Regions from separate parts of the Homo sapiens genome. Here region 1 is linked to region 2. Evidence: chromatin loops called from intact Hi-C (ENCODE). Cell type or tissue: PC-9. All regions are shown on one strand. Each heading gives the region's core, and the rest is flanking DNA. Links, peaks and the distances in the headings are about the cores only. Region 1 holds the start of LOC107987114 (a long non-coding RNA gene). Region 2 has its middle 13 kb from the start of TXNDC8.

The links. A loop is a pair of places that touch in the nucleus more often than their neighbours do. Peaks named below come from ENCODE experiments on the same cell type or tissue, not always from the same donor. Only the 100,000 strongest peaks of a DNase experiment are listed, where the experiment ranks them.
Region 1: it touches region 2 in a loop (5-fold over the local background); 1 of 110 quality-filtered maps calls a loop at or near these places.

The regions. Positions count from the first base shown.
Region 1 is chr9:110,268,882-110,282,542 of GRCh38, reverse strand. It overlaps LOC107987114 (a long non-coding RNA gene), which reads left to right and starts at 5,167. Exons shown (of 3, transcript XR_001746890.1): 1 at 5,167-5,286; 2 at 11,064-11,261. LOC124902246 (a long non-coding RNA gene) reads right to left here and starts at 8,636. Exons shown (of 2, transcript XR_007061729.1): 1 at 7,832-8,636. RefSeq lists enhancers at 3,546-4,745, 8,614-8,783. In PC-9, for the core only: no CTCF peak of the experiment used is centred there; DNase peaks (open chromatin) are centred at 2,542 and 4,262; H3K27ac peaks cover 1,916 bases.
Region 2 is chr9:110,342,254-110,359,541 of GRCh38, reverse strand. No RefSeq gene overlaps it. Among named protein-coding and RNA genes, the nearest start is that of TXNDC8, 13 kb to the right of the region's middle. RefSeq lists enhancers at 2,180-2,349, 3,131-3,300. In PC-9, for the core only: no CTCF peak of the experiment used is centred there; a DNase peak (open chromatin) is centred at 8,251; H3K27ac peaks cover 2,133 bases.

The DNA of each region.
Region 1 (13,661 bases), core at 444-8,443, 73 kb after region 2:
ACAAACGAACACTCACCATGGAGAAGCTAGTCTCCAGTTTTAGTCCTTATTCGTTCCTAGCTTAATTTAACTGCAGCTATCATTTCATTTGTTTTTCCATAATAAAATAACTTAACCCTAGCAAAGTCCTCATTGGCACCTGCCAATGTCACCCCTGCCCCAAAGCCTCTTCTTGGAACTCTGTGGCTTTGGACAGTTTACTTTGTCTGTAAGGTAAATTTTTAACTGAGCCAGCTTCTCCCCAGTGCTAAGTGTAAGTCTAGGAAAGACTACAGTGGTCTATTTTTTTCTAGCCATTTTAGCACCCATTCTAGGTCAGCTTCTATGTGTACTCAAGCTGATGAAACTAAGAAGGATCCAAAGGTTGAGGTTTGGCTCTCATTAGCCAGAAAATCCACTGACATCTTCCTTTTCACAAGACTTGGAAACTGAAAGGAACTTGACAGCTGGAAGACATTCAGTAATTGTTGGTTGTGCCATTGCTGTTGTGCTGGTTATCACTGCCATGGGGAAAATGAATGTATCAGAATTATTCCATCCTTGTCTCTGTCTTTGATTGGGCCTAGCAATGCCATCTACCCTGCCACTCTCTCTATTTGGTGAAGAGAAAACTAAGACACAGGAAGGGAGAGGAAAAGAAGATTAGCTAAGAGTAATGGCCTGGATTGTTCTATATGCAAAGTGAGAGTGCAGAATAAGAGCTTCCCAACTTTTCTCTACTGTTTGCTTATTCGATCACCCTGTGTATGTAGTTTGTATGAGGAGCTTAGTCATCTTACATAATTTAAAGGGGTCCACATGCCTTAAATTATATGAATAGTTACTCATTTCCCTATGATAAACACTGTTGGTTCCCAGTGGTCTTTAAAATGCAAACATCCTACGTGTACCATAAATCTCTAACACTTTTTAAAGTTAAGTTCCTTTAGAAAAAAAGAAAGAAAGAAATATCTGGAAAACAATTTAAAGTTGGAGATCAAATGGAAGAAAGGTAGTAGTGAAGTGGGGACAGAAAAGGATGCTGAGAGGGTGGTAGTGAGGCAGGGACAGAGAAGATACTCTCCACCGACTTTATAGTTTCACCTCTGAGCTACCCCCTGGAAGTGAGAAGTCAGTGGATTCCATTGGGAGCCAAATCTGCCACATACAGATCAAAAAAGCTCTGTACCTGTGGCAACTCTGGCTTCTCACAGCATCTGATTGCCCTGTTCTCAGGAGAACTGGAAGAAACAGCCCTGAGTCTACTCTAGGGATATTACTGAGAACATTGCAAATCACACCACATCAGAACAAATTTATCCTGGTTTCAGCAAGAGGAATTCTTCTTCTTCAGAGTAGCTGGTTTTTACTTCGTGGACACTATGAACCATGAAGCTGAGCACAATTCTCATAGTGGATGCTGAAATGTTCCCTAAATCCCCAGTACCAAGTAGAAAGTCTCAACCACTGCTTACTGTGGCTATTGGCTGCTAATGGCTCTTAGCTGCCCCACTTCTCCCAAGAATGACCCTTGTCTGATGGGAGTGCTTTGTCTAAAAGGTTATGACGCTTCCAAAGGCATCCATAGTCAATGACTCATTTTGGGGTACAAAAGGCCCCCATTCCTTTCAGGATGGAGACTACAATCTTTAACATGGCTACAGGGCCATATGTGATCTCATCTCCATCTACTTCTCTACCTTCATCTCATAACCCTCTGACCCCCACCTACACACACACACACACACACACACACACACACACACACACACACACCCGCATGCACATGCACACACAGAGACATGCCACGCTGGCTTCCTTCCAATATGGAAAGTTGATAAGTTTGGTTGGGCATGGTGGCTCATGCCTGTAATCCTAGCACTTTGGGAGGCAGAGGTGGGAGGATTGCTTGAGGCCAGGAATTCAAGACCAACCTGGCCAACATAGTGAGACCCTGTCTCTATTTTTTTAAATTGAATAAATAAAAGAAAGGCAATAAGTTCTTTCCTACCACAGGGTCTTTTTTACATGCTGTTTCCTCCTTCTGCTATGCTTCTCCCTGTACCCTATTTGCCTATTTACCTTTAGCCCAAAGGACTCTCCCTCCAGGAAGCCTTCCATGATTCCTCAGGTTATAAAAGGGCCCCTCGCTTTTACATTTTAACAGCATGATGTAGCTCTCCTGCCACTTACTGCACATTTGCAACTTGACATTTACTCCTGGGTTTTTTGTTTGTTTGTTTTGTTTTTTTTCTGAGACAGAGTCTCATTCTGTCACCCAGGCTTGAGTGCAGTGCTGTGATCTTGGCTCACTGCAACCTCCACCTCCCGGGTTCAAGCTATTCTTGTGCCTCAGCCTCCCGAGTAGCTGGGATTACAGGTGCGCACCACCACGCCCAGCTAATTTTTTTGTATTTTAGTACAGATGGGGTTTCACCATGTTGCCCATGGTGGTCTAGAACGCCTGAGCTCAGGCAATCTGCCCACCTCAGCATTCCAAAGTGCTAGGATTACAGGTGTGAGTCACCGTGCCTGGCTCTCCTGTTGTTATTTGATTAAGACCTATTCCTTTTTATTAAGCTATGTACTCCACAAGGCTTTAATTTCTTTCACGCCACTGTGCCTGTCCCCAAATATATGCCAATATCGGGCACATGGTGGGCACGCAATGAATACTGATTCACTAAGTAAGTAAATCAGGCTGTGGTAACCTCCCTCAGCCAGCTGCATTTATACTGACAGGCAGCATAGTACAATAGTTAACTGAGTACGTGAACTCTGAAACCATGCAGTTCAGGATTAGGTCCTGGATCTGCCATCTCAAACTGTGAAGTTTGGGGCAAGTTAATTCACATTATTGTGGCTCAGCTTCCTCCTCTGTAAAATGAGGTAATAGTTCTGTATTTCATTGAATCTAGGATGCCTTTGATTACAATACACACCATGTACTACAATGAAAAACAATCCTGTTACATTAGAATCCAATGCTTACTCAGACTTTTTCCATACAAAACTACCATCTGTTCCAGCAATAGGACTGGTGAAGCCGCATTTCCTAGAGAAATGCTCCACTGTGCATGCCTCATCTAACTCCCAGCTCCATCTTGGAGACTTTCTTCCATGCTGTTGGCACCCATTCTGCAAGATGATCTGAACAGCAGGTGTCAACAGAAGGTTTCAGACAAGAACCAGGAACATATAAACAACAAGTAACCCAACACATGCCGTATCAGCAATGTTCATAATTCACCTGAACTGCTGAAAATATGAACAGCTCTGGCCAAGTGCAACACCCCCAGTATCTCCATCGGCACTTCCACTCTACTGACAGTAATAATAAGAGACCATGGCTTGTAAGATGCATCTCAATTTCAGAAAAGTTAAGATATGAAAATAGTAAATTTATGAACTACGGTAGATCTTAGGTTGTTGTGAGAATTAAGTACATTAAAGTATATAAATTTTATATATTCAAAATTTGGGATCCATGGAGAGTTCCTTTGGGCACAATCTGTTCCTGTGAAACCTTAAACATACAATAACAAATCATCATTATCTCCAAGCAGATATTACTGCCTCTGCCAGGCAGTCTTCCACCAAGTGTCCTCTCTCTTGGCACCTCTAGAAGGATCAAGCCAACTGATGTCTCCCCTAAACACTCAGCACAGCTATCGGAGAAATCTATTCTCTTTTTTTTTTTAGTTTCTTTTTTCAGACAAAGTCTCTCTCTGTCACCCAGGCTGGAGTGCAGTGGTGCCATCTCAACTCACTGCAACCTCTGCCTCCGGGGTTCAAGCAATTCTCCTGCCTCAGCCTCCCGAGTAGCTGGGACTACAGGTATGTGCCACCGCAACCAGCTAATTCTTGTGTTTTTAGTGGAGAAGAGGTTTCACCATGTTGGCCAAGCTGGTCTCAAACTCCTGACCTTAGGTGATCCACCCACCTCGGCCTCCCAAAGTGCTGAGATTACAAGCATGAGCCACCACGCCTGGCTAGATGAATCTATTCTTTCATTCTGTGTAGTAATGGAAACAATTTGGAGACTGGAGACATTCAGGCTTGTTCAGTTGTGCAGTGGTGGGATTACAACTGCCCACTAGAATATCGGTGCCATCAAGGAAGGAATTTTCACCTGCTTATTCACTGTCATATCCTCAGTGCCCAGAAGTGTGGCTGGCACTTGGCACCAACTGCATAAAGTTGAATGAATGATAGAATAATTTCATTATATTTGCTAGAGTTAATAATGGTGGGCTGAGATAATTCACACTGTAGAGGATATGATTCATAGCTGAGTCAAATGTAAAAAAGTCTTTGATCTTTAGTCTCTCCTTTTCCATGGAAGCCTTTAAAATATCCCAGTTTTATGGGACAATCTTAGTGGAAATAAACTTAGTAAGTTGAAATTACATAATTAATTATATACTATGTCAATTATAATTACTTATTGATCCAAGGCTCATCATGGATCACCTGGCAACAGTGAACAACAACAACAAAAAAAAGTAGCAGGTGTTTGGACTTAGTTCGTGCTTGCTCATTCATTAGATGAGGATTCCCACCCCCCACCCCCACCGCCCACCTGGAAATCCTAAGCAGTTTTATTTGGCTCAGAAATTGAAAGCTGCAATCCAAGGGCTTCAGACACCTCTGTTTCTCTTTCTGGCTTCTGGCCTGGAAGATATTTTATTGTTAAGCTGCTTTTCCATATATCTAATCCTATTTATTAGAAGTTGATTTTATATTTTAAGTTTCAGTCTTCTAATGATGCAGTTTTACACAATGGATAAAAAACACAGACTGAAGTCAGCCTCTCACAGCTTGGATCGCAGCTCCATAATTTACTAGCTGTGTGACACTGAGCACATTACTTAACCTTTCTGTGCTTTAGTTTCAGAATCTGTAAAATAGGAATAAATATAGTACTTACATTACTAGATTGTAATGAGGATTAAACAAATAAGCAATGCCTTCAACACACTAAGTGTCACATAACTGGTAAATGAATAAATAAATAAAATACACTTCGGTTCCCAAAAAGCTTTTCTTAACAATTGATTATATGATAGTTTAGGCATGTGATAGAAGTTACTATAAACAGGTTTATATCAGACTTGTATTTGCACGTCTAGTGAAAACATAAATGTAGCTCCTACATGAAGGCTTGATTTTTTTTCACAGACTGTTCTGGTGGAGTATGGTCTAAGGTCTTTGGTGGCATACGACAGAAACTCACACTGGCTACCTTAAGCAAAGCCATTAGAGGGGCTGGCTAGAATCAAGCTACACAGAAAGAACAGGAATCAGGTATTTCCATTTCTGGGGATTTCAAGAACAGGGATCCATGGCGAGTTCGTTTGGGAATAATCCCAAGAAGATTTTCCCTCTTGCATCACTCCCTTGGAGATCTAAAATCTGTGAGAAATCACACGCCCACCTTCGGGGCTAATGGTTGAGAGCAGATGTGTGACCTGGGTGGCTGGTCCCAACAGGATTGCAGGGCATGAAGGAGAGAGTTATACAAAGGAAAAGCAGAATGCTATTCTCAAAGAAGTGGGGAAAGTTGCTAGGCAGGCCAAAGTAGCAGCTGTCCACCATATGAAGAAAAACGGAGGGAGGGCAGTGTTCTCTAAAATCCTGTTTATGTTTGCACTGTAGGCCTTTCCAAAAATTTAAATATGTTTCTCTCCTCAGAGGGTACTCCCTGAGAGGCTGTCTCATGCTCTTCATCCTCCAAGCCTTCATGCAAAAAGAGCAAGAATCTGGCAATCATCATAAATTGCTTTCTCTGGCCTAATGAAGCAGATCTCCAGTTGTTTGTGTTGCATTAATTTAAATACTAATCTTTGAAATACAGTTTCATAATATCAATAATTTCTAGTTCAACCAAAACAACATTATGCTATACTTTCAGATTTCAGCAAATGATAAGGTTACAAAAGCACTTCACATATTCATGAATCTTCTTTTTAGTTGGGTTGGTTTTGGCTGTAAGTACCAGAACACACAACTTGAAGTTGCTTAAGCCAAATAAAAATGAACCTGTGCACATAACTGGATATCCAGATGGAGAACAGCCTTCAGGGAACTTAATCCAGTAGTCCCAGCTCCACACCTGAGCAACTACCAGGATGCTTTCTGCCCTTGTTTTCTCTCTGTGTTCATCTCTGGCTGGAAGCAGGATGGCTACAAAATTTCTAGACCTCGCCACTACACACAAAAATATCTGGATGAAGATAAGATCATTTCTTTTCTTATTACTATTATAAATAGAGATGGGGGTCTCACCTTGTTGTCCAGGCTGGTCTCTTAAGTCCTGGGCTCAAGCCATCTGCCCGCCTCGGCTTCCCAAAGTTTTGAAATTACAGGCGTGAGCCACCACACCTGGTCAAGATCGTTTCTTTATTCGGGTATCAGGAATAAGGTAACTTTCCCTGGAATCCTCCAGCAAACCTTCCTCTCATCTCATTGGCCCAGATTGGGTCATGTGCTCAGTCTTAAAATAACCCAGTGGCCACGGCAGTGTCATCTGCTAACTGGCTTGATGAAATTTTATTTTATTTTTTCTTTTCCTTTTCTTTTACTTTTGAGACAGAGTCTCGCTCTGTTGCCTAGGCTGGAGTGCAGTGGCGCAATCCGGGCTCATTGCAACCTCTGCCTCCCAGGTTCAAGTGATTCTCCTGCCTCACCCTCCCAAGTAGCTGGGACTACAGGCGTTTATTACCACCACCACACCTGGCTAATTTTTGTATGTTTAGTAGAGACGGGGTTTCACCATGTTGCCCAGGCTGGTCTCGAACCCCTGACTTCAGGCGATCTGCCGTTCTTGGCCTCCCAAAGTGCTGGGATTACAGGCATGAGCCACTGCTCCCGGCCTTGCTAACTGGCTTAGATGTGGGTTCTTGAACCAGTCACTGACAAACACACACACACACCCACACACACACACACACACACACAAATCATGCCTGGCCCCCACTCACAGGCCACTAGACAGTAAAAAAGAGGAGGGATATATGTTAAAGAGAAAATAGGATAGGCATTTGTCTTCCCCACCAGTGCTCCAATATCTGGACCTCACTGCTGCCCACCCCCATGTTTGAGAAATTTAAGATTCAGTAGAAGACAGGGGCCACTTCCCACCAACAATGCTGAAGACACCATGAGCTTTCTGCTCCCTCGAATCAGGGGCTTGTAGCAGAGGCTACACCGATCACACATACCTGACTCAGGTTCTTTTCAGAACCCATGATGCAAAGAGCCAGGAACCACCTGGAAAATCCATTTGAGTGGCAGGTGGTGGCTAGTTTACACGGACAGCCGTGGCAGTAGCAATGGGACATCCAGTACGGGGTTACCAGATTTAACATGAAAATACAAGAGGTCCAGTTAAATCTGAATTTCAGATAAACAACTTTTTCTTTTTTTTTTTTTTTTTGAGATGGAGTCTCGCTCTGTCCCCCAGGCTGGAATGCAGTAGTACCATACCAGCTCACTGCAATCTCCACCTCCCAGGTTCAAGCGATTCTCCTGCCTCAGCCTCCCAAGTAGCTGAGATTATAGGGACCCACCACCACGCCCAGCTATAGAGACAGGGTTTCACCATGTTGGCTAGGCTGTTGTCAAACTCCCAAGCTCAAGCAATTCACCCACCTTGGCCTCCCAAAGTGCCAAGAAATCCACCCACCTGGGCCTCCCAAAGTACTAGGATTACAGGCGTGAGCCACCATGTCCAGCCTAAGAACAAATATTTTTAGTATAATTTTAGTATGAGTATGCCTGATATATTGTGTGGAACCTATTTATGTTCAGAAATATATCATTTATTTAAAATTCCAATATAACTAGGTACCTTGTATTTTGTCTGACAACCCTTATCCAATGGCATCCAGTTTCTGGTAGCAGCAGAGTGTTGAGTGGTGAAGGTAGGAGAGCCCTCATCAGACTGGGTTTATCAGGCATCTTCCAGGCTGCTAAATACCTTCCTGTCTTCTGCTTGGTTTCCAAGCCTACTTCTGCATCATTACCAGAAATTCTGTGAGAATAAATCATACAACGTAAGCTTCAGTTGTCTGCAACTATAAACCCTGGTCATACGAAACTCAACATCCTCTACAAAAACGTGAACCTGTCTTCTAGCACTGAGATCTGTATAAAACACAAAGTGGGGGAAATTTTTGTTTTAAAGCATAAGTAGCATGGTGGAGCCTTCTAAAGTCTGGGCCTCAGGAGAACCAGGTTGTTTGCAAGTTTCTGCTTTGTCAGTGGTTGAAGGAAACTCATGCAATGCTTCCTGCTTCAACTAAGCTAAATGTAAAATGAAAACAATTCTGGAACACTAGATGACTTAAAAATCAAGGATTGTAAAATTCGGGAATAGACGAAACCTTTCCCTTACTAGGAGTGTTCCTTTTCCTTTAGCTCTCTCAACTAATACAACTAAATTCTTCCAATAAATAATAATCTCATTATTATTAAGTTTAAGACTATGAATACATTGAAAACCTGTAGTGTGAAAAGCATTGTTTATATTTTTGGCTCCTAAATCATATTGCCTTCCTGTTAACTGTCTTACTGTCCCAGAATAATGTATCTTCGTGGTTTTTAATTCCCTTTGGATGGAGGGATGATGCTAATTTACCAGTTGTCATGGAATGGTGTGATTAAGCAATTTAATTAACTAATGGCTGGCAGACTGGAAATACCGTCCTTCTGTCTTCTCTAGATCATGAAGGAAGCATGTTGGTTCTTGATCATGAAATTAGCCACCTAGCACGCATGCCAGGGATTGGTAGGTCTCTTGAGCTAGTGGCTTATTAAGTGAAAATAAAGGTTGTTTGCTGAGATTGAGTGGTGCTTCTAAGGTGGACACAGCCTCTCTAGACTCTTCCAGCTTCATCGCCTCACAGCTGGAGCTGCTGACATGGCTCTAGAAACCAAATCTGAGGCAAAGATTCTCCCATTGAGAACTTCAAATATGAACAGGCTGCTAAAGTATATATAGGTGGAGGGTTGTTTTTCCACCCAGCATCCATCCTTCTTTTCTCACACAGCTTGATTTCCTTACACAAAATATTGCTCCCAAACTATGGGAAAGTTTAAAGAAACAGTAAAACCAAAGCCTGCCTTTGCAGGTTTCTCTGAAGCCTCTTTATGCAGGATGCTACAGAATCTTTGAATCTGCAGAATTGCCTCCAGCCTAGTCAAAGTGGAGGAGCAAGTGACCAAGGCATGGTACAACATGTGGCCATAGTGACATATGTCACCAGTAACATAGTGACTGATCCACTCAATTAGAGTCAATGGGACACAAATAAAACTTGGGCTGGGACTTCTGGGAAAAAAAACAAAAAAAATTTTTGCTCTTTTTTTCACTGGATTTGAAGTGATAGAAAGTTAGGTTTGGAACTACAGCAACCAAACTGCTACCACAATGAAGAAGCTTGGCTGAAAACAGGACAAATCAGAGAATGTGGAACAAAAAGACAAAAGAAAGACTAGGTCTTGGTAACATGACCTACTTCATCAAGCCATCACTGCAGCCAGACAGTAATCCCCTTTTTGAAATCCCCTTTCTAGGTCAGTTTGGTTTCTGGTCTTGGAAAAGAGAGTTCTAACTGATACCATTGGCTTTCCCCCACGTGTAAGGATGAGGCTGTCCAGAATGAATGGTCACAGCCAGGCTCGGGCCAAGGCCTTAGACTTCTGGATGACGATTAGGCCATCTTATTTAGGATCTCCTGCTAAGGTAGCATATAATTTCAGGCAATCACTTCACATGAGTGTCTCTGTCTCCTTCCCTGCGAAAGGAAATACTCCTACTTGCCCTAGAGACCCGCATGGTCATAGTGGGGATAGCAATGTGCAAGGAGCAGGTAGGGAAGAGCACTCGGTACAACAGGATTCTGTTCTAAGGTAGTATTCTTGTATTTGCTTCCCAAGCAGCCTGGGAAGCTTTACCAAAAGGAGTAGCTTCATTGTTTTTGTTTTTCCTAAAGGGCATGATTTGTTCCAAAATCAGAGTGTTTACAAGACAAATTACCTTTGAATTCATTCACCTTGAAGTTCATTTTTTGCTTCATATTTAAGTTTTTTGTGGTCAAATCATATTTTCCACTAAGAGCTCATGGTTTGTTTTGAAGGAGGAATGGTTAAAAGCTAAATATATCTGTTTGAGTTCTATGAATAATTTAGATACTAATGTTCAACAAGTGTTATTTCACAAAACTACACCCTCAATGTAGGATTAAATTGACCCGCTGGTTTGTTTATTTTTCTTGGGAGGGAGGGGCAGTGCTAGATTATGTTTTGGTTAATCATATTTCTCCAGAGAAGCTGACAATTTCAAAATGTGTGTCTTGAAAAAATGACTAAATGTGAATAACACTACATTTTTTTGTAAATTACAAAAGTGATAAATATCCTATAATTTGCAAAGGTGATACTGAAGGAGAGAAAAATCTCGATGTCTTCACAATTGTTTAAGAATTGTGTTAACAAGGCGAGGCACGGTGGCTCATGCCTGTAATCCCAGCACTTTGGGAGGCTGAGGCAGGTGGATCACTTGAGGTCAGGAGTTCAAGACCAGCCTGGCCAGCATGGCAAAACCCCATCTCTACCAAAAATACAAAAATTAGCTAGGCGTGGTGGTGCACGCCTATAATCCCAGCTACTTGGGAGGCTGAGGTGGGAGGATCACTTGAACCTGGGAAGTGGAGGTTGCAGTGAGCTGTGATCATGCCACTGCACTCCAGCTTGGGTGACAGAGCGAGACTCTGTCTTAAAAAGAATTAAAAAAAAAATTGTGTTAACAACGTGCCTGGTACCATAAAACAACCCTTTTTACTATTATACAAAGTAGTAGTTTGTGAAATCAAAAAACAAACAAACAAACAGAAAAAGGCCTGAAGTAAATAGAGATGAAACTCTATGCCTCAGTCCTTGTATTTCTACAAGAAAATGTTGGCTCCCAAGAAGGTCTGATTATAGCTGCACATCTAAACTTGTTCTCCAACCCAGTGCTTTTAAGAATAAAGCTGATATTTTTATCTCTGTCCAGTCTGACCCTTGTGTTTTCTTCCTAGTTGATTCCAAACTCATGAAAGGAGGCTGGGGTGTGATCACATACCTCTTATAAAGCCCCCAAAGGGGGAAAGTGCTTGGAGAGATGACCTGAGGGAAGCCTGGTGTGCCTGGAGATACAGTGAGTGCAGGTGGAAAGCAGAATGAGATGAGTTCATGGGATAGATGGAGACCAGATCATACATGGTCTTGTGGCCATGGTAAGTATTAGTTTCATTCAGAGCCAATGAAAAAAACATTGAAAGGTTTCAAGTAGAGGAGTGACATATGAAGATTTTCATATAGTTGTGTAAAGAAAGGCTTATAGGGGATCAAACATAGTAGAAGGGAGATGAGTTACGAGAGTATGGCTGTGGTCCAGGTAAGAGATGAGGTAATGTTGTTAAAGCCCAATAGGTTCTTCTTGCCCACTGCACAGATAAAGCCAATACACTGAGATAGCAGAGAAATAATTTAATTATCGCAAGGCAGCTGAGCAGGAGGACAGGAGAGGTTTCCCAAATCCGCCTTCCTGAGGGCTCAGAGGCTAGGGTTTTTAAGGATAGATTGGTGGGTAGAGGGTTAGGAAATGGGAAATGTTGTTTGGCTGGGGCAGGAATGAAATCATAGGCACTGAGTTCATTCCTAGGTGGGGGTGACCAGACAGGTGGTATCATTTGTTCCATCAGAATGCAAAGTCTGAAAAATATCTCCAACACCAGTCTTGGGTTTTACAAGAGTGACGTTATCTATAGGAGCAAGTAGGGAAGTTTTAAATCTTTTGAACACCAGCTACATGACTCCTGAGCAGTAAGCACATTAGGAAACCATGACTAGTTATCATTTAACTATGCATAGGTGTTACAGAATTCAGGCCCCTCCCAAAATTCTAATTTTGTGGACTCTATTAGTTTTACAAAGGTGGTTTTGGTCCCCAAACAAGGAGGGGAATAGTTTTGGGAAGCAGCTATTATCATCCTTGCTTTAAGGTTAAACTATAAACTAAATTCCTCCCATAGTTAGCTTGGCCTATGCCCGGGAATGAGCAAGGGCAGTTATCTTCTGAGGTTAGAAGCAAGATTAAGTCAGTTATGTTAGATTTCTCTCAATGTCATAATTTTTGCAAAGGCAGTTCCAGTCTGACTCAGGGCAGTAGTAGTGGAATTTGAAATTAAGAAATGTGGATTAGGTGAAAATATTTTTTGGAGTTGAATTAGTACAATATATTCCTGTGTTATGTCTAGCAGATACTATTGGTTTTTGCCCCACCAAAATCCAGTCTTCTTTTTCTACAGTACACAGAACTCATGCTTTTTACCTGGGCACTTGGCTATCTAGAACAAAGATTCTATTTCCCAGCCTCTTGTAGCTTGATGGGGCCATGTAATTAAGTGTTTGTTTGTTTGAGATGGAGTCTCACTCTGTCGCCCAGGCTGGAGTGCAATGGTGTGGTCTCGGCTCACTGCAAACTCCGTCTCCCGGGTTCAAGCGACTCTTCGACCTCAGCCTCCCGAGTAGCTGGGACTACAGGTGCATGCCACCACACCCGGGTAATTTTTGTATTTTTAGTAGAGACGGGGTTTCACCGTATTGGCCAGGCTGGTCTTGAACTCCTGACCTCATGATCCGCCCGCCTTGGCCTCCCAAAGTGTTGGGATTACAGGTGTGAGCCACTGCACCTGGCCCTTAAGTTTTAATCAATGATAGGGATATAATATGTGCAACCACTGGGACATATTCCTAAAGATAGAGGGAATGCCCTCCTTTTCTCTTCCCCCATCCTGATGCTTAGAACATGGGCTTTATGGCTAGAGCTGTCTCCTGAGCCATGAAAATAAGGACTAGAGTAGATTGCTTACAAAGATGGTCCCAGTGATTCATCTAATATTTACAGGTCAGCACCTTTGCAATATAACTGTGATACTTCTTGAATAAAGAGATGTAGTCTATTTCCCCATCCCTTGAAACTGGATAGGCCTTGTGACTTTTTCTGACCAGTAGGTACAGCAGAAGTAATATTGTAGGACTTACAAATCTAGACCCCAAGAAAGCTTGTAGCTTCCATTCTCACCCTCTTCAAACACTGCCCTGAAAAGAAGCTCAGTCTAACCTACTGGAGGATGAAAGGCCATGTGGAGGGGACCCAAGTGCCCAGCCGTGAGCCACCAGGAACTACTCCATACAAAACTAGATTCTTTAAAAATTTAATTTTCTGATTTTATTTATTTATTTATTTTTGAGAAGGAGTTTTGCTCTTGTTCTCCAGGCTGGAGTACAATGGCATGATCTCAGCTCACTGCAACCTCCACCTCCCGGGTTTAAGCGATTCTCCTGTCTCAGCCTTCTGAGATTACAGGGATTACAGGAGCCCGCCACCACACCCGGCTAATTTTTGTATTTTTAGTAGAGATGGGGTTTCACCATGTTGGCCAGGCTGGTCTCGAACTCCTGACCTCAGGCGATCCACCTACCTCAGCCTCCCAAAGTGTGGGGATTACAGGCATAAGCCACTGTGCCCGGCCAATTTTCTGGTTTTATTATTTAAAAGTTACCAGACTTGGAAGTTTACAATGAATCAATATAAAAGCTCTTACATTTGAACTTTTTTTTCCAAAAATCAA
Region 2 (17,288 bases), core at 4,453-12,452:
AAAACCACAATGAGATACCATCTCACACCAGTTAGAATGGCGATCATTAAAAAGTCAGGAAACAACAGGTGCTGGAAAGGATGTGGAGAAATAGGAACACTATTACACTGTTGATGGGACTGTAAACTAGTTCAACCATTGTGGAAGTCAGTGTGGCGATTCCTCAGGGATCTAGAACTAGAAATACCATTTGACCCAGCAATCCCATTACTGGGTATATACCCAAAGGATTATAAATCATGCTGCTATAAAGACACATGCACATGTATGTTTATTGTGGCACTATTCACAATAGCAAAGACTTGGAACCAAGCCAAATGTTCAACAATGATAGACTGGATTAAGCAAATGTGGCACATATACACCATGGAATACTATGCAGCCATAAAAAATGATGAGTTCATGTCCTTTGTAGGGACATGGATGAAGCTGGAAACCATCATTCTCAGCAAACTATCACAAGGACAAAAAACCAAACACCGCATGTTCTCACTCATAGGTGGGAATTGAACAATGAGAACACATGGACACAAGAAGGGGAACATCACACACTGGGGCCTGTTGTGGGGTGGGGGGAGGGGGGAGGAATAGCATTAGGAGATACAACTAATGTTAAATCACTAGTTAATGGGTGCTGCACACCAACATGGCACATGTATACATATGTAACTACCCTGCACGTTGTGCACATGTACCCTAAAACTTAAAGTATAATAAAAAAATAAAAAATAAAAATAAAAATAAAAAGACAACTGCACTCATATATTTATTGTAGCACTATTCACATTAGCAAAGATATGGAATCAACCTAAGTGTTCATCAGCAAACGATTGGATAAAGAAAATGTAAAATGGAACACTATTCAGCCATATAAAAGAATGAAATTATGTCTTTTGCAGCAACATGGATGAAACTAGGGGGCATTATCTTAGTTGAAACAGTTGAGACACAGGAAGTCAAATACCACATTTTCTCACTTACAAGTGGGAGCTAAATAATGTGCACCCATGGACATAGAATGTGGACTGACAGACAAGGGAGATTCGGGAGGGCAGTGGGAGGGGGCTGGATGAGGATAAATCACTTAATGGGTATAGTGTATGTTATTCAGGTAATGCATACCCTAAAAGCCCTGAGCTCCACCACTACATATAATCTATCCATATTACAAAATTATAGTTGTACTCTATAAATTTATACAAATAAAAAAAGAAGAGCAGACACATTGCACTGCAGCTACATGTTCCCAGCTGTAAGAATCAGCAGGCAAAGCCACTTAAAATACATGCTCCTGGGTGCAACATTTCTGGGCTCTTAAGTTTTGTGAAGCAAGACAACCGACTTTAAAAAGATACACAAGGCCGGGAGCAGTGGCTCACGCCTGTAATCCCAGCACTTTGGGAGGCCGAGGTGGGCAGATCACGAGATCAGGAGATCGAGACCACAGAGAAACCCCGTCTCGACTAAAGAAAAATACAAAAAATTAGCCGGGTGCGGTGGCGGGCGCCTGTAATCCCAGCTACTCAGGAGGCTGAGGCAGGAGAATGGTGTGAACCTGGGAGGCGGAGCTTGCAGTGAGCCGAGATCGTGCCACTGCACTCCAGCCTGGGCGACAGAGCGAGACTCCGTCTCAAAAAAAAAAAAAAGACACACAAAGATATAGGCTGTCTGGGTGTTTCTAAGAGTTACAGTACAAACTGCTGTCTCTCTGGAGGAACTGCTGATCACACCCACTCCTTGCAGACATCATTTTCAAGTGAGTTCTCTCCACCCTCCTAAGTCCTGACCTGTCTAATTACAATGCCGAATCCTCAGCCTTCTGAATCATGCACATTCCACCTTTCATTATGTCCCCCTGGATCTTTTTACCTTCCCAGCAGTGGTCAAGCTAGTTTATGTTTCTGTAAGTTAAAGTGTATCCTATCAGCAAGGGCAATAAAGAGAAAACTGACAAACCAGAAAAACCTGCAAGAATGGATTAAGGTAAAGACCACAAAAAAGTAGCAAAAGCTACCCACGTGCATTTCTCAATCATACCACATTCTTCACAAGAGCGATGACTGAGAATCTATAGATCATACGTTCAAATGGGGAAATACTTCCAAAATCTTTATTACATACCTTATAGTTTGCATTCTGCTTTGTAATTTAAAATATATTTTCTCTTACACTATCTCATAAATTGTGGGAACTAAAAACTATGTGGATGCCTAATATGTAACAATGGCTGAATAAATGTCAGTGTCCCTTTCTCTGCTCAACCTTTCTTCAATCTGTCTCAGCGAATTCTGCAAAGCTTCCTCTTCTTTCCATTTAAGAAACCTGAGGCACAGAAAAGCAATGACCTGGAAATTACAGCCTAACACCTGAGACCCAAGGCTGGGGCTCAGAGCAGTCAGTCACAACACCCTTTCCAGAGAATGAACCTTAGCTAGGCCATGTCCCTGGCATTTTCAACACCACGTAAGCTTTATAACTATGGTGGTTTATTATTACAGTCTATGTTTCTGGTGTTTGCAAAAAAAAAAAAAAAAAAGTGTTCCTAATCACAAAGTAGTGTTGGTTTATGTGAGAATTCCACCAAATAACTTTAGGCTATGTTTAAAAGACAGCGCAAAATGTTCCATAAGTCATAATTGCAACATTGAGAAGACCTCATGATGAACAGCTTTCAGTTCTCTGAATACACCACGTTCTCTTCTTGAGGCCTTTGCACAAGTTATCTCCTTTACCACTGCCACTTCCCTTTACTCCCAGTTCTCACCTAACCCTACCATCATACTCACCATCCCCCACCCTATTTTTTCTACCATTTGTTCTTGAGTTCTCAGATGCTGTTGACTTTGCCCTAAACCTCCATCCCCACTCCAAGTCCAGCTTTTATAGGGTGCTGGGAGAATGCACTCTGCTCTTTCCCATTCCAGGGTTCCTTTGAGCCAACAATGCCCATGAGTAGAACCAAGAAGTATTAGTCTGTTCTCACATTGCTACAAAGAACTACCTGAGGCTGGGAAAGGTGGCTCATGCCTGTAATCCTAGCACTTTGGCAGCCCAACACAGGAGGATCACGAGGTCAGGAGTTCGAGACCAGCCTAACCAAGATGATGAAACCCCATCTTTACTAAAAATACAAAATTAGCCAGGCATGGTGGCATGTGCCTGTAATCTCAGCTACTCGGGATGCTGAGGCAGGAGAATCGCTTGAACCTGGGAGACGGAGGTTGCAGTGAGCTGAGATTGCGTCACTGCACTCCAGCCTGGACAACAGAGTGAGACTCCATCTCCAAAAAATAAAAGAAAATAAAACAACTACCTGAGACTGGGTAATTTATAAAGAAAAGAGGTTTAATTGGCTTTCGGTTCTGTAGGCTGTACAGGAAGTATGGCTGAGGAGGCCTGGGGAAATTTACAATCATGGCAGAAGGCAAAGGGGAAGCAGGCCCATCTTACATAACTGGAGAAGGAGGAAGAGAGAGAAGGGGCAGGGGCTACACACTTAAACAACCAAATCTCATGAGAACTCACTCACTAGCACAAGAAAAGCAAGTGGGAAGCTTGCCTCCATAATCTAGTTACCTCCCACCAGGCCCCTTCTCCAACACTGGGGATTACAATTTGACATGAGATTTGGGTGGAGACAGAAATCCAAACCATATCAGAAGCCAATGTGGACATCAACTATAGAATGAATATACTGTGTGTGTGTGACATTGAGATCCAAAAGAAGTGTGACAGATCAGATATATCCAGAAGCACTCTTAAACCCAAACACACACACACACTTGCCACAAACATTTTGTCCTTATCAGAATAGTTTGACTTTGATGTTAAGCCACTACCCAGCTTGCTATACTTGAACCTTGAGTAGGTCCAAAAATACAGAAATAAAACCCAGAAACCTCTCATTATGGTGCAAGATGATGCTCATGTTAATAGAATAGATTATTGGGTGCTAAGGTGTCTCCAGGAGGAGTGAAAGGTACAACAGCTGTGGTTGATTCTTCACTCTACACAGGCTGCTGAGATCATCAAACTTTGATAACCCCACGTGGTAGAACTAGGGAGGCAACAGGAAGACACACCCACTCATTTGTATTCTTGATATCATGGAAATCACCATTCTAATATTTTGCTAGTTTGGTAGTAAACTAAAGGAAAAGCCAATTTATACAAGTCAGAGTCTTCCTTCTCCCTAGTTTAAGAAGCAGCACCAATCTTTGTGGTCTGGTCCAGCTGAAGTAGTCTAGCATCACAAACCATACCCACCTCCAAGGTGAAGCTAACTAGACCACAGGTAGTTGTTCTTCAGACTATATTTACTTTATGCTTTATACTTTGAGACAGTTGAATACAGTTCTAATTTACAGTTCCTATAAGACAACCAGGGTATAAAAGTGCCCAATGGAGGAATAAGAATGAGACATTGAACTCTACAGAAACCTATTGTTATTTCTTGTTCCCATCCTCTTGTACTAAAAAAATTGCAAATCATTCTGAATAGTTCCATCTGGTTTCTCGCCTCATTTCACCTTCTGATATATGGCACACCTGAACTCCCAACTTGTTTCCTTTCCTCCCTGCTGCCTTTCCCTCCTCCTGTATAGTAAACCTTTTTTCTGATCTCCCCCTGACCAATAGGTGCCCTTCCACAATGGTTCCAGGGTTAGCCCATGGCAGACATTTATCATTTGCCTGTCTCTCTTCCTCCTTGAAGACAAGCATTATATTTTTTCACCAATGTATACTTGGTAATACTTGACATGTAGTAAACGCTCAATAAATGCTGAGGAAAGAATGAAATAATAGAGACTGATGAGAGAAGAAAAGCTTTTAAACAATTTCAAAAAGCATTTAGGAGGCTAGGTGCGGTGGCTCACGCCTATAATCCCAGCACTTTGGGAGGCCAAGGCAGGCAGATCACCTGAGGTCAGGAGTTTCAGAACAGCCTGTCCAACATGGTGAAACCCCATCTCTACTAAAAATACAAAATTATCCCAGCATGGTGGCAGGCACCTGTAATCCCAGCTACTTGGGAGGCTAAGGCAGGAGAATGGTTTGAACCCTGCAAGCGGAGGTTGCAGTGAGCCGAGACCGCTCCATTAAACTCCAGCCTGGGCAACAAGAGCAAAACTCTGTCTAAAAAAATATATACATATATATTTAGGGAAGGTCCCAGGAATACAGTGTCATAAAAAACAATACAATATTTTACATGTTTCTGTACATGTACATATACACATATATATACATTTTTTCACAGAGGAAAACAACCTAAGTTTTCAATTCTGTTTTCATCATTTGCCTTTCTAAAGTCAAAGACAGAAAAACACTGAAAGATAAAATGAGCAGTTACCTTGAAGACTGGGTTGGTTCAGAGGGCGCCTGAGAAAAGTTTAGCACATACGACATCCAAATGAGTTTTTGGAAGGCATTCAGTAATGACAAATGACGTTGATCAAAGAAAAAGCATGAATCAGAATTCAAGAGTTACTTGCTCAGCCCTCCTGAGCAAAATGACCATCTTACCCCTCAATTTGTGAATTTTTACCGTGCACTTCCTCAACAGGACTCACCTGGGCACATGCTGGGTCAGCTCTATCATTGCCAGGTGTTTGTTTTAAAATCTACTTTGGGTCTTTAATCTTAAAAATAAAGTTATACTGCATGTGCTGTTTATAAAAACTATTCATTTTATTTATATTTCCTAACAGCCTAAATTGCTCATAAGAAAGGTTTTGTGTTTTTGCAAATATGGCCTAAATAGGTCTGAGAGGAAGTACTATCTACTTCTAGTCAACACAAAAGAAGTAAAAGTTTTTCCATTAAATCACATTTATTAATCAGGAAAAACTGAACAAAGACTGGGTATTAGATGAATATTTGGAATTATTGTTAATGCCTTTGGTTGGAATAATTTTGATTATTTTTAAGATCTTGTATATTAGATAACTATACTGAAGTATTTACTAGTGAGATTATGTAAATGCTTGGATTTGCTTTCAAATCCCCCCAAAAGAAAAAAGTGTATAAGGAGATGGGGAAGGTGAATATAGCCAAAGCAAGCGCAGCAAAATATTGATAATAGCTGAGTAAGGAGTAGATGGGAGTTCAGCATATGCTCCTCTCTACTTTTGTGTATGCTGGAAATTTTCTACAACCAAAAAATTTGTTTAAACCACATTTACTGACTATGAGGTAATGAGCCTTGTGTCGATATTCATGAATCTTGGAGTAAATACATTGACTATTCAGTCCACAAATATGCAAATGCATGGTATCTAGGAAACCCATGGTCTGCAATTATAGAATATTAAGATGAATCCTTTCTTAAAAAGACAATGTATCTGGCTTGCTCTTCTTTTTTTTTTTTTTTTGAGACAGAGTCTCACTCTGTTGCCTAGTCTGAAGCGCAATGGCGTGATCTCAGCTCACTGCAACCTCTGCCTTCCAGGTTCAAATGATTCTCCTGCCTCAGCCTCCTGAGTAGCTGGGATTACAGGCATGTGCCATCACGTCTGGCCAATTTTTGTATTTTTAGTAGAGATGGGTTTTCGCCATGTTGACCAGGCTGGTCTCAAACTCCTGACCTCAAGTGATCCACCCGCCTTGGCCTACCAAAGTGCTGGGATTACAGGTGCCCGGCCTCAGGGCTTTTATTAATATGTAAGATCCCTGAACTTAGTTGCTTTATCCTTCAGGCTCTGCATCACTTTACACACATCTCTATCAAAGCACTTTTTTCTTTATATCATGGCTAGTTTACGTGTCTGAATTGCTTTGATAGCAAGGTTTATTTCTCATGGATGGGTGCAGTGATTAAAAGCACAAGCTCTGGAATTTGACTGCCCATATCCAAACCCTGGTCCTTCCCTTTACTAGCCACGTGATTTGGATGCCTCTTTCCTCATTTGTGTAATGGAAGCAATAATAGGGCCCACTCTTACTGATGTTGCTGTAAGGATTAAGGGGTCTCACAAACAATAAGTACGCACACAAACTTATGAATTTTATGCTTTAGTGTCCTTAAAAGAAAGGCCAATATTGAGAGATGTACTCTGTCAAGCCCTTGGAACTGAACTTGAAGAATACTCTTGTCCTTGCCCTGCTGTGCTGTGCTATCAATTTGCCAAGACAATCTATTTTCCTATAACTTACCCACCTGGTGTCCCTGCTGTCAACACAATACCAGTGACTCTCCCAGTGGAATTTTACAGGCTTGGTGTTGAGGATTCTTACTCAGGTATTAAAATAAAGCCTTGGGGATTAATAAACTCTTGACAGAGTCAGCTCACCATATTCTCAGAGCAGTGTCTAGGTAGCAGTTAGACTTAAACATAAATCACAAAATTCAACAGAGTTAAGCTATTTAACTTACTGTTTTATTCATCCAATATAAATATAATATGCATTTTGCATATCTTAACATCTCTGAAATTGGAATGCATCTTACAATAGCATGGCGTAGTATGATTGGCAATTTAATGATTTATCTTACAAACATGATATCTTAGGTTCAGCAAGAACTGATAAGATTAAATCTTTGCTGGGCGCAGTGGCTCATGCCTGGTGGCCCAGCACTTTGGAAGGCCAAGGTGGGTGGATCACCTGAGGTCAGGAGTTCAAGACAAGTCTGGCCAACATAGTGAAACCCTGTCTACTAAAAATACAAAAAATTAGCTGGGCATGGTGGCGGGTGCCTGTAATCCCAGCTACTCAGGGGGCTGAGGCAGGAGAATCACTTGAACCCAGGAAGCAGAGGTTGCAGTGAGCTGAGATCGTGCCATTGCACTTCAGACTGGGCAACAGAGTGAGACGCTGTCTCAAAATAAAAAATTTAAAAAAAAAAGAAAGAAAAAAAGATTAAATCTTCAGAACCTGGCATTGTATCAATATAATATTTGGCATATGGAAACCTACAGGCTTAGGCAAATTACTGGCCAAAGACTCAGCGGTTTTTTTCTCTACCCAGAAATAGAGTATTTTCCAGGTCTGTGAAAAGCCTTATGGTGTTTTTCTCTAGGGCTATGTTCTCAAAGCCCTGCTGTTTCTAACAAAAAATGATCATCAAGATAAAAAAACAACATATGAGCTCTTTGAAAACCTGAGCCTTGATTTGAGAAAGGCTCTTTCCTAAGTGTCATCGTTTTGGTTTGTATGAGTCATTGTAGAATGCCACTCTAGATCTTAACAAGTCCTCTCCAACCCCCACCCCATTGGTTTCCCTAATAGCTGAGTGGAGAATATAAAAAGGAGGAGTTGGCTAGATCCAGCTTCTTCCCTGCTAAGATGCCTCTTATAATAGAGTCTTTCCCTTTCATACATTTAAACTTCCTTCTCCACCCAATATCAGCCTTGTCATCAAGCTCCCTGGTGATTCACATCCACAGGCACTGGAGGCCTGTCTTTTTTGGCAGCAATATCTAGGCTACACCCTACACCCTTACTTTGCCTTCCTATTGCTGATATGATAATTTCTCCTGTTTTTCCTGGTATGATGACCTTCAGCTTGACATGCTCTCCCAGGAAATGTGTCCTTCCCCAAAGCAGCTTCAGCAGTAAGAATCTTAACTAGTCAGTATCCTTGACAGCACAAGTCTCTGCAATGTTGTGACCAGAGGAGGAAAAGGCATTAGTAAAGTCCTTAAGATCCTTAAGGACCAGGGCCTCTCTTGATTTTCACATTTTACAAATGAGGCTCAGAGGGTGAGGGACTTACCCAGAGTGACACCATCACTTCTAAGAGAGTGAAGAACAGAACCTTGGCCATCACCTCCAGCCCTTCCTTCAGGAGGATGTGCTTCTTCCCTCAGTTTAGATTCTCCCCAATCACAGTCTCAAAAACAGCAGATAAATTGCAATCCTGGACAGCTATCATGCTCTTTGTAATCTTTCCGGATTATAATAAAAGGGTATGAGAATGCACTGGACATCACTGTCATAATACAAAAGGTGGTGACTCTATAAGTGTAGCAGCATGCTTGGAAGTAGAGCTTGAAGGTACATGTGCATATGACTTTATTTAAGATTAAGAAAGAATCAGTTGTCTGCATTGAAGCATGGAGGGTATGTGGAAAGGGTAACAGCATGACCCAACCTATGTCCTTGGCATCCTCACTCAACCAGGCAATAGGTTCCTCATCTTTGACCCTTTGGATGCCTTCCCCATTTGGAGATCTTCCCTGACTAGGTCCCTTTATCATCCATTCTTTATGGTAAAATTATATGACATTGACTTGGGGATGAACTCTCCTTTCCCATGCTAGCAAACATCTTGGCTGCATTCCCTTTTGAACAAAAACACATGGGAACACACACACACACAATCCCAAAAAGTTTCAATAATTTTGTCTCAAATAAAGGCAAGAAACCAAAACTTAACAGGCTTAGTAATAGTTGGGAGTAAAAAGAATCTGGCATTTGCCCCTCTTATTCCAACTTAGTCCTCTTGCTCTCCAGAAAAGTAGGAGGCCTCCCTGCCCAGACGATCGTGATGTTCCCTCATAGATGTTCCCTAAAATCAAGGAGAGAGGCCCAGTCCAAGTCCCCCCTTCTCTCCTCTTCCCATTTTCCTTTCAACATTTCTTTTCCTCCAGAAGTCTCCACCTCTCTCCAGCTCTGGATCCTTAACATGAGACATCTCTGCAATCTGTGTTGTGAAGTGACTTTTGACATTTGTTGTCACTGTCCTTCCCTGCCAGGAATCCATGTCCCTGCAGTTGTCCTGTGCTCAACATACTGGCTTATGACATGCTACTAAGGAAAAAGAAGCCCTTTTCCCACCCACTCATTGTTGCAGCAGTGTAGCACGATGATCACCAAGGATCACGGCTCACATTCCCAACATCTTATGAGGAGTGTGTGTGGGGAGGGTGTGGTGGCTTACACCTGGAATCCCAGCACTTTTGGAGGCTGAGATGGGAGGATCATTTGAGCCCAGGAGTTCAAGACCAGCCTAGGCAACATAATGAGCCCCCCATCTCTGCAAGTAATAAATAATTTTTTTAAAAAACTAGCCGGGAATGGTGGCATGCACCTGTTGTCATAGCGACTCAGGAGGCTGACTTGGGATTGCTCAAGCCCAGGCAGTCAAGGCTGCAGTAAGCCATGATCATGCCACTGCACTCCAGCCTGGGCAACAGAGCGAGACCCCATCTCAAAAAACCAAAAAGTGGTAATATAATCTCCTCCGCATGTCTACATTGGCTTTGCTTCTTGTTTTGTCTTTTTTTCTTGGGGAGAGGGGAATTGAGGGCAGAAAGAAAGGAAAGCAGCTAGGGAAGTGATAGAGGGAAAGGAGTGCAAAAGATTTTGATCAAGCACCAAACTGTTTCCAAGTGACAGGGCTGGGTGATTAAGCACCAACTACAGGACCAAGAACTGCTCCCACAAGGTGTTTGTGTTTCCAGAATTCATATTAGGCAAGCCAGGAATCACAGGCCCTGTGCCTTTCCCACATCCTGCAGCACATGCCGTACACTCTGGTAGAATTCTCGATTACAGCAAATGTCCCAAGGAGCATCATTCAAAAAGTAACAGTGGTAAAAGTCTAGAAAGTCACAAGCGATTGAGCTACATACCTGATCATCAAAGAGCTTCTAGAAAATTGGACTCACATACACTAAAATCTACCTCTTCTATGACCCAAACACTTCTTTTACTTGTTTCACATCACATGTGAAAAAGTGTGGATTGAGACCCCCCCACACACACACCAAAAAAAAGAGAGAAGGTAGCTTAGCTAAGGAGCTATGTGCTCTAAATCTTCTATTTGAGTTGTTTTGCTTTTATCATGAAATAGCATTATCAAAATCCAGAAGAGGATTTTTCCTAGACAGGCCAAAGGGAAACTCTGTTTCAGTAAACTTCAGACCTGGGTTCTACCTAACTTCTAAATGTCTTAACTCTGTCATTCATCTTTAGGCCCTAGTATAGGTGCACAGTGACAGTTGGCTTAGTATTAAATGAATGAGAATCACAATCTCATGCATTTGTGGAGCACTTCATTGCTTTCAAAGCCAGTTTCTCTTTTTATTTTTACCTCACAACAACTCAGTAAGTTAGGTAGGCCAAGTCATCTAATCCCCACTTTTTTTTTTTTTGAGACAGAGTCTTGCTCTGTTGCCAGGCTGAAGTGCAGTGGTGCGATCTCAGCTCACTGCAACCTTCACCTCCCGGGTTCAAGCAATTCCCCTGCCTCAGCCTCCTGAGTAGCTGGGACTACAGGCACCCGCCACCACACCCAGCTAATTTTTTTGTATTTTAGTAGAGATGGGGTTTCACCATGTTGGCCAGGATGGTCTCCTGACCTCGTAATCCACCCTCCTCGGCCTCCAAAAGTGCTGGGATTACAGGCATGAGCCACTGTGCCCGGCCCTATCCTTATTTTTATAAATCACAGTGTTTAGGTTTAAAGCAATAAGAGGTCATGGTATCCTCTGAGGAACAACATGATCTACTGGCACTTTAAATTAGATAGCAACTTAAATTGTAGATTCTGGGGCAGGCAATGTCTGACTACAGGTCAGGCAGAAACCATGCGGACTATTGGTGGGTATATTAGTCAAAGTTCTCTGGACAAACAGAACTGATTGTGTGTGTGTGTGTGTGTGTGTGTGTGTGTGTGTGTGTGTGTGTGTGTGTGTGTGTTTATTATGAGGAATTGGCTCATAGGATTATGGAGGTTAAGTTCCACAATCTACCATCTCAAGCTATAGGCTCAGAAAAGCCGGTGGTATAATTCAGTCCAAGTCCAAAGGCTAAAAACCAAAGGAGCTGATGGTATAAATCCCTGTCCCAGAATACAGATTAGATGAGATATTCAGTTGCCACAGTGAGACAGGAAAAAAAAGGGGTGAACTCCTCCTTCTGCTTTTTTTTCTATTCAGGCACTCAATGGATTAGATGGTGCCCAATCAAATGGGAAAGGCGATCTACTTGACTGAGTCCACAGAGTGAAATGTTCATCTCATCCAGAAACACCTTCACAGACACGCCTAGAAATGATATTTAATCTGGGCATGTTAGCAGCAGAACACCTCAATTCAATTAAAGAAACACCTGTGCTCTGGAGAAGCATGGTTTCAGACCAACGCCTGTAAGTGAAAATACTGATTCATAAGGGATTAAGTGGCTTTCTCACGGTCACACAAGTAATCAGTAACATAGTCAGAGTTCAATCCTTTTTCCATGAGACCAAGTAGCCTCTTGAAATTTAGTTAGCATGAAAATCATTTTTTTTTTTTTTTTGAGACAGAGTCTCACTCTCACCCAGGCTGCAGTTCAGTGGTGCGATCTCAGCTTACCGCAACCTCCATCTCCTGGGTTCAAGCAATTCTCATGCCTCAGGCTCCTGAGTAGCTGGGACTACAGGCGCCTGCCACCATGTCTGGCTAATTTTTGTATTTTTAGTAGAGATGAGGTTTCACCATGTAGGCCAGGCTGATCTTGAACTCCTGATCTCAAGTGATCGGCTCGCCTCAGCTTTCCAAAGTTCTGGGATTACAGGCATGAGCCACTGCACCTGGCTAGCATGAAAATCTTAAAGATTGATTAATAATCTAGGAGATATAAAAGAAAAGTGATTGAAGTTCAAATGGCTCTAGAACTTCAATAGCGAAGCCATCTAACCCATCCCCCTCTTATCTATAGAATCACATGCAATTCTTCCCAATCTGGAATGACTGGAAGGTGCTCAGATAGGATTGTGTCACCTTATGATAAACCACTGTGTCCAACTTGATATGTAGTGATTCACATACTTATTTATGTCTCTAGGTATTTGTGTTCTCTTTGATTAACTATATATATATTAAATAGAGACAGGGTCTAGCTATGTTATCCAGGCTGGTCTCAAACTCCTGGCCTCAAGCAATCCTCCACAGCCTCAGCATCCCAAAGTGCTGGGTTTATAGGCATGAGCCACCATGCCCAGCGTGATTAAACTACATTTTAATCTAGGACGTGGACCATGAAACAAAGGCCTGTGGGCTAAATTCAGCCCAGTGCCTGTTTTGTAAATAAAGTTTTATGGGAACACAGCCATGCCTGTTTATTTATCTATTATCTATGGCCACTTTTGTGTGACTATCTGGCCCTTCACAGAAAAAGTGTGCTGACAGAGTTGTCATACAATTACTTTACTTTTTCTCTAATCATATTAGAGTCTATAGGTATGCCTTTCTTACAGCAATCCTACTTACATATAAACGCTGCATTTTTAATATGAGATAAAAAGGGAGTTTGCAAAAAGTGTAAAGTATTCATGCTTGCTGGCATAGCTGCAGTGATGACTTCAGAAATTTTGTTTTCTTTTTTTATAATTGTCCTTATGCTGGATTCATTTATCGTGAAATGGCAGGCAACCGCAGCTGCAGACCTCAATCTATGGTACATATCAAGCGATTCAGCTTTTTCTTGTAATGTCATGACTTTTCTCTGCTTCTTGGGAGCACTTCCAGCATCACTAACGGCACTTCATATGCGTCCCATGGTGTTATTCAAGCTTTATAGTATTGCACTAAACACTATGAAAAATATGCAAGAACTGCCAGAGATCACATCTTACGGTGAGACACACTTTACTGGAGTGACAACACTCAGAGATGATGAGCATCTCACAGTGTTTTAAGAGAATACTTGTTAATACTTAAGCTCACCACAATGGCAACAGGAGATGGTTACAAAATTATTACAGTAGTACAGTTGTACTAAATTGATCTAATTTGTACTAAATTGTACTAAATGATCTAATACTGCATCTTTGCATTTGTTCATATTTCTCTGGACTATGAAACGTACCATGTGCGATCTGTTTGTGTATGTAAGTTTTGATAAATTTTAAGTTTTTATAATAGATTTGTGTCAGCCGGGTGCGGTGGCTCATGCTTGTAATCCCAGCACTTCGGGAGGCCGAGGTGGGTGGATCACCTGAGGTCAGGAGTTCGAGACCAGCCTAGCGAACATGGCAAAACCCTGTCTATACTGAAAATACAAAAATCAGCCGGGCGTGTTGACAGGCACCTGTAATCCCCGCTACACAGGAGGCTGAGGCAGGAGAATCGCTTGAACCCAGGAGGCAGAGGTTGCAGTGAGCCAAGATCATGCCACTGCACTCCAGCCTGGGTGACAAGAGCAAGGATCTGTCTTAAAAAAAAAAAAAAAAAAAAAAAAAAAAGACGTGTCTATTTTATGGTAGTAAATTATAAAATTGGTATTTATGTGTGTTTCTTGGATTCATGACATACCTTTTTCTTAATTTTTTTTATATTCCCAGGCTGCGCAGTTGGGCTTCAAGTTTTTTCAAATTGTCGCAAATTTCCAAAAATTTTTCTAAAATATTTATTGAAAAAAATCCACATAGAAGTAGACCCATACATTTCAAACCCATTTTGTTAAAGGGTCAACTGTATAGTAAATACATTCATCAGTAGCATAGTTGTTTGTCGCCATTATCGAGTATTCTGTGCTATACATAATTGTATGAGCTACATTTTGCAGATCTGGCAGCACGACATGTTTACAACAGCCTTGCCACAAACACGCAAGTAAAGTGTTAGCAGATGACAGGAATTCTAATCCTATGAGACCATTATCATATATTCGGTTTATCCCTGATGAACCAAATTTTCTTCAAAAACGTATATTCATCTTTTAATCAAATACATGTTATTTTAAAAACTATTTTGTGAAATGCTTAAACAAAAAAATAAACACTTTAAAATTATTTCCCTCCAGAGCTTTTTCTGCTACTGCTAAGTTTTTTTCTATACGATGGTATAATATTACTAAGCCACATTATCGTGCACAAGACAGATACAAGATACAGAATTGCGCAGGAATAGACTCTTACACTGATAATACATTATAAGTTCTGTCTACAAGCAATATGCATTTGGGGACCCTCTTTAATAATGCCATCTCTTAGCCCGGCATGGTGGTGCATGCCTGTAGTTCCAGCTACTCAGGAGGGTGAGGTGGGAGGATGGCTTGAGCCTGGGAGATTGAGGCTGCAGTGATGGGGCAACCTGCACATCAGCACCACTGCACAATGACGGCGCCACTGCACACCAGCCTGAGTGACAAAGCAAGACCCCATCAAATAAAATACATAAAATAAAAAATAAAATAATACCATCACACGTTTTTCTATCCTTTCCCAATAGTAGGCTGCTCCAATGAGGCAGTTTTCCTGAATTTATTACAGTGACTTTTTTTCTTGCTAAAACATTAAAACTTGATATTCTTTCTTAACGTTCTTGTCTCTATTCCTTGGTTTATGCAAGGGCACACTGAGGTTCATTTCCGTTTTCACGAAATATGTTTATTGAATCATTTTTTTTTAGATGGAGTCTCACTTTGTTGCCCAGGCTGGAGTGCAATGGCGCAACCTCAGCTCACTGCAATCTCCGCCTCCCGGGTTCAAGAGATTCTCCTGCCTCAGCCTCCTGAGTAGCTGGGATTACAGGTGCACGCCACTACACCCAGCTAATTTTTTTATTTTTAGTAGAGACGGGGTTTCACCATGTTGGTCAGGCTGGTCTCAAACTCCTGACCTCATGATCCACCTGCCTCGGCTTCCCAAAGTGCTGGGATTACAGGCGTGAGCCACCGTGCCTGGCCTGCTGAATCATTTTTCTAAACTGACCCACATGTAACAGCTCCCTTACTCTAAGTGCTTGTTTACTGCAGAGAGGCAGGCATTTCCCTGACCTCAGTCTCTGTCCCAGCATTTTTCATGCCTGAAGGAAAATCCAAGGACTTTTACGATCAGAATCTACAAAGTTTTAGATAATGATGTACATGTTTGTCCTCACTATGATCAATTTCTGCATATCTCACAACAGCACACAAAGATACAGCCTACAAAAGCCAGAGGCATGAGTTTGCCCCATGCTGGCGATAATTGCCGTTAATACTACATAACTCAATTTTGTGGAACATTTTGTCCTTGGCATAGGTTTTGCACATGTAAATTCATTCATGGCCCTTAATGCACATTGCAGGGGATGAATGAAGAGTGAGAATGGTCTTTTCTGTCTTGGTATTTTGTTCAGTTCTTGGCCTCGTGGATTTCTTTTTCTCCACACTTTTCAAGATGTGCACTATCCATGGTATCCAACCCCTCAACTCCTGCTCAATAACCTGGGGCCAGCACTGAGTGCCCTTCAATTAATAGAGCTTTTTCTGGTCCTGTCCTTGAGATCAGCTACTGGCCCAGGGACCTAGCAGAGTTTTGCTTCCTAACAATAAGGAGGGTCACTGAAGGTTATAAATGTATCAAGGAGCCCCATGTTCATGTTGAGATTCCAAGTAAACTGACTAATTTTGTTTTTCGGGGTTTTGTTGTTGTTTTGAGACAGAATCTTGCTCTTTTACCCAAGCTGGAGTGCAGTAGCATGACCATGGCTCTCTGTAGCCTCGACCTCCCAAGATCAAACAATCCTCCCTCCTCAGCCTCCTGAGTAGCTGGGACTACAGGCATGCAGTAGTCCCAGCTAATTTTTTTAATTTTTTGTGGAGATGGTATCTCGCCATGTTGCCCAGGCTGGTCTCAAACTCCTGGGCTCGAGCAATCTGCCTACCTCAGCTTCCCAAAATGCTGGGATTACAGTCATGAGCCACTGTGCCCAGCCACTAATTTCAAATAAACTTTTTTTTTCTGACAAATAAATCAATTTGTTGCAGTTGACTACTTGGCATTTAGGAAGAGCGGTTGTTGAATTTATCATCAACATTACAAGGCTAATGTTTAGCTGACACACACAGGAATGCTCATAGCAGTTGTTAAATTATTGAAATACATAATGGTTGATAAATAGGCTCTGCCCCCCCCACCCTATTCCCACGTCCTACCTCACTGAGGCTGACCTAATCTGTTCCCTAGGACACACTGGATCTCCCCCAAATCCAGAAACTAAAAGGGTTTATGCCTGGCAAAGCAATTAGCTGAGTAGATGCATAGCTGTTGCTCATTCTGACTGATCATCATCCAAGCCACTCAAATTGTTAAATATTTTGAATAATAATCCTGAGCCATCACGGTGTCGAAGACATGATACACCTGAGCAACATAAACCCATCCAGTGGTTTAAAAAAAAAAACTAGCCCAGCGGTTCTCAAACTTGAACAGGCAGCAGCATCATCTGGGGAGCTTGTTAAAACATACACTGTCAGCCCTACCCTCAGAGATTCTGAGTCAGCGGGTCCAGGGTGGGGCCTGGGAATTGGCATTTCTCACAGTTCTCAAGTGGTGCTGATGCTGCTGGTTCACAGGTCCACAGGTCCACAGA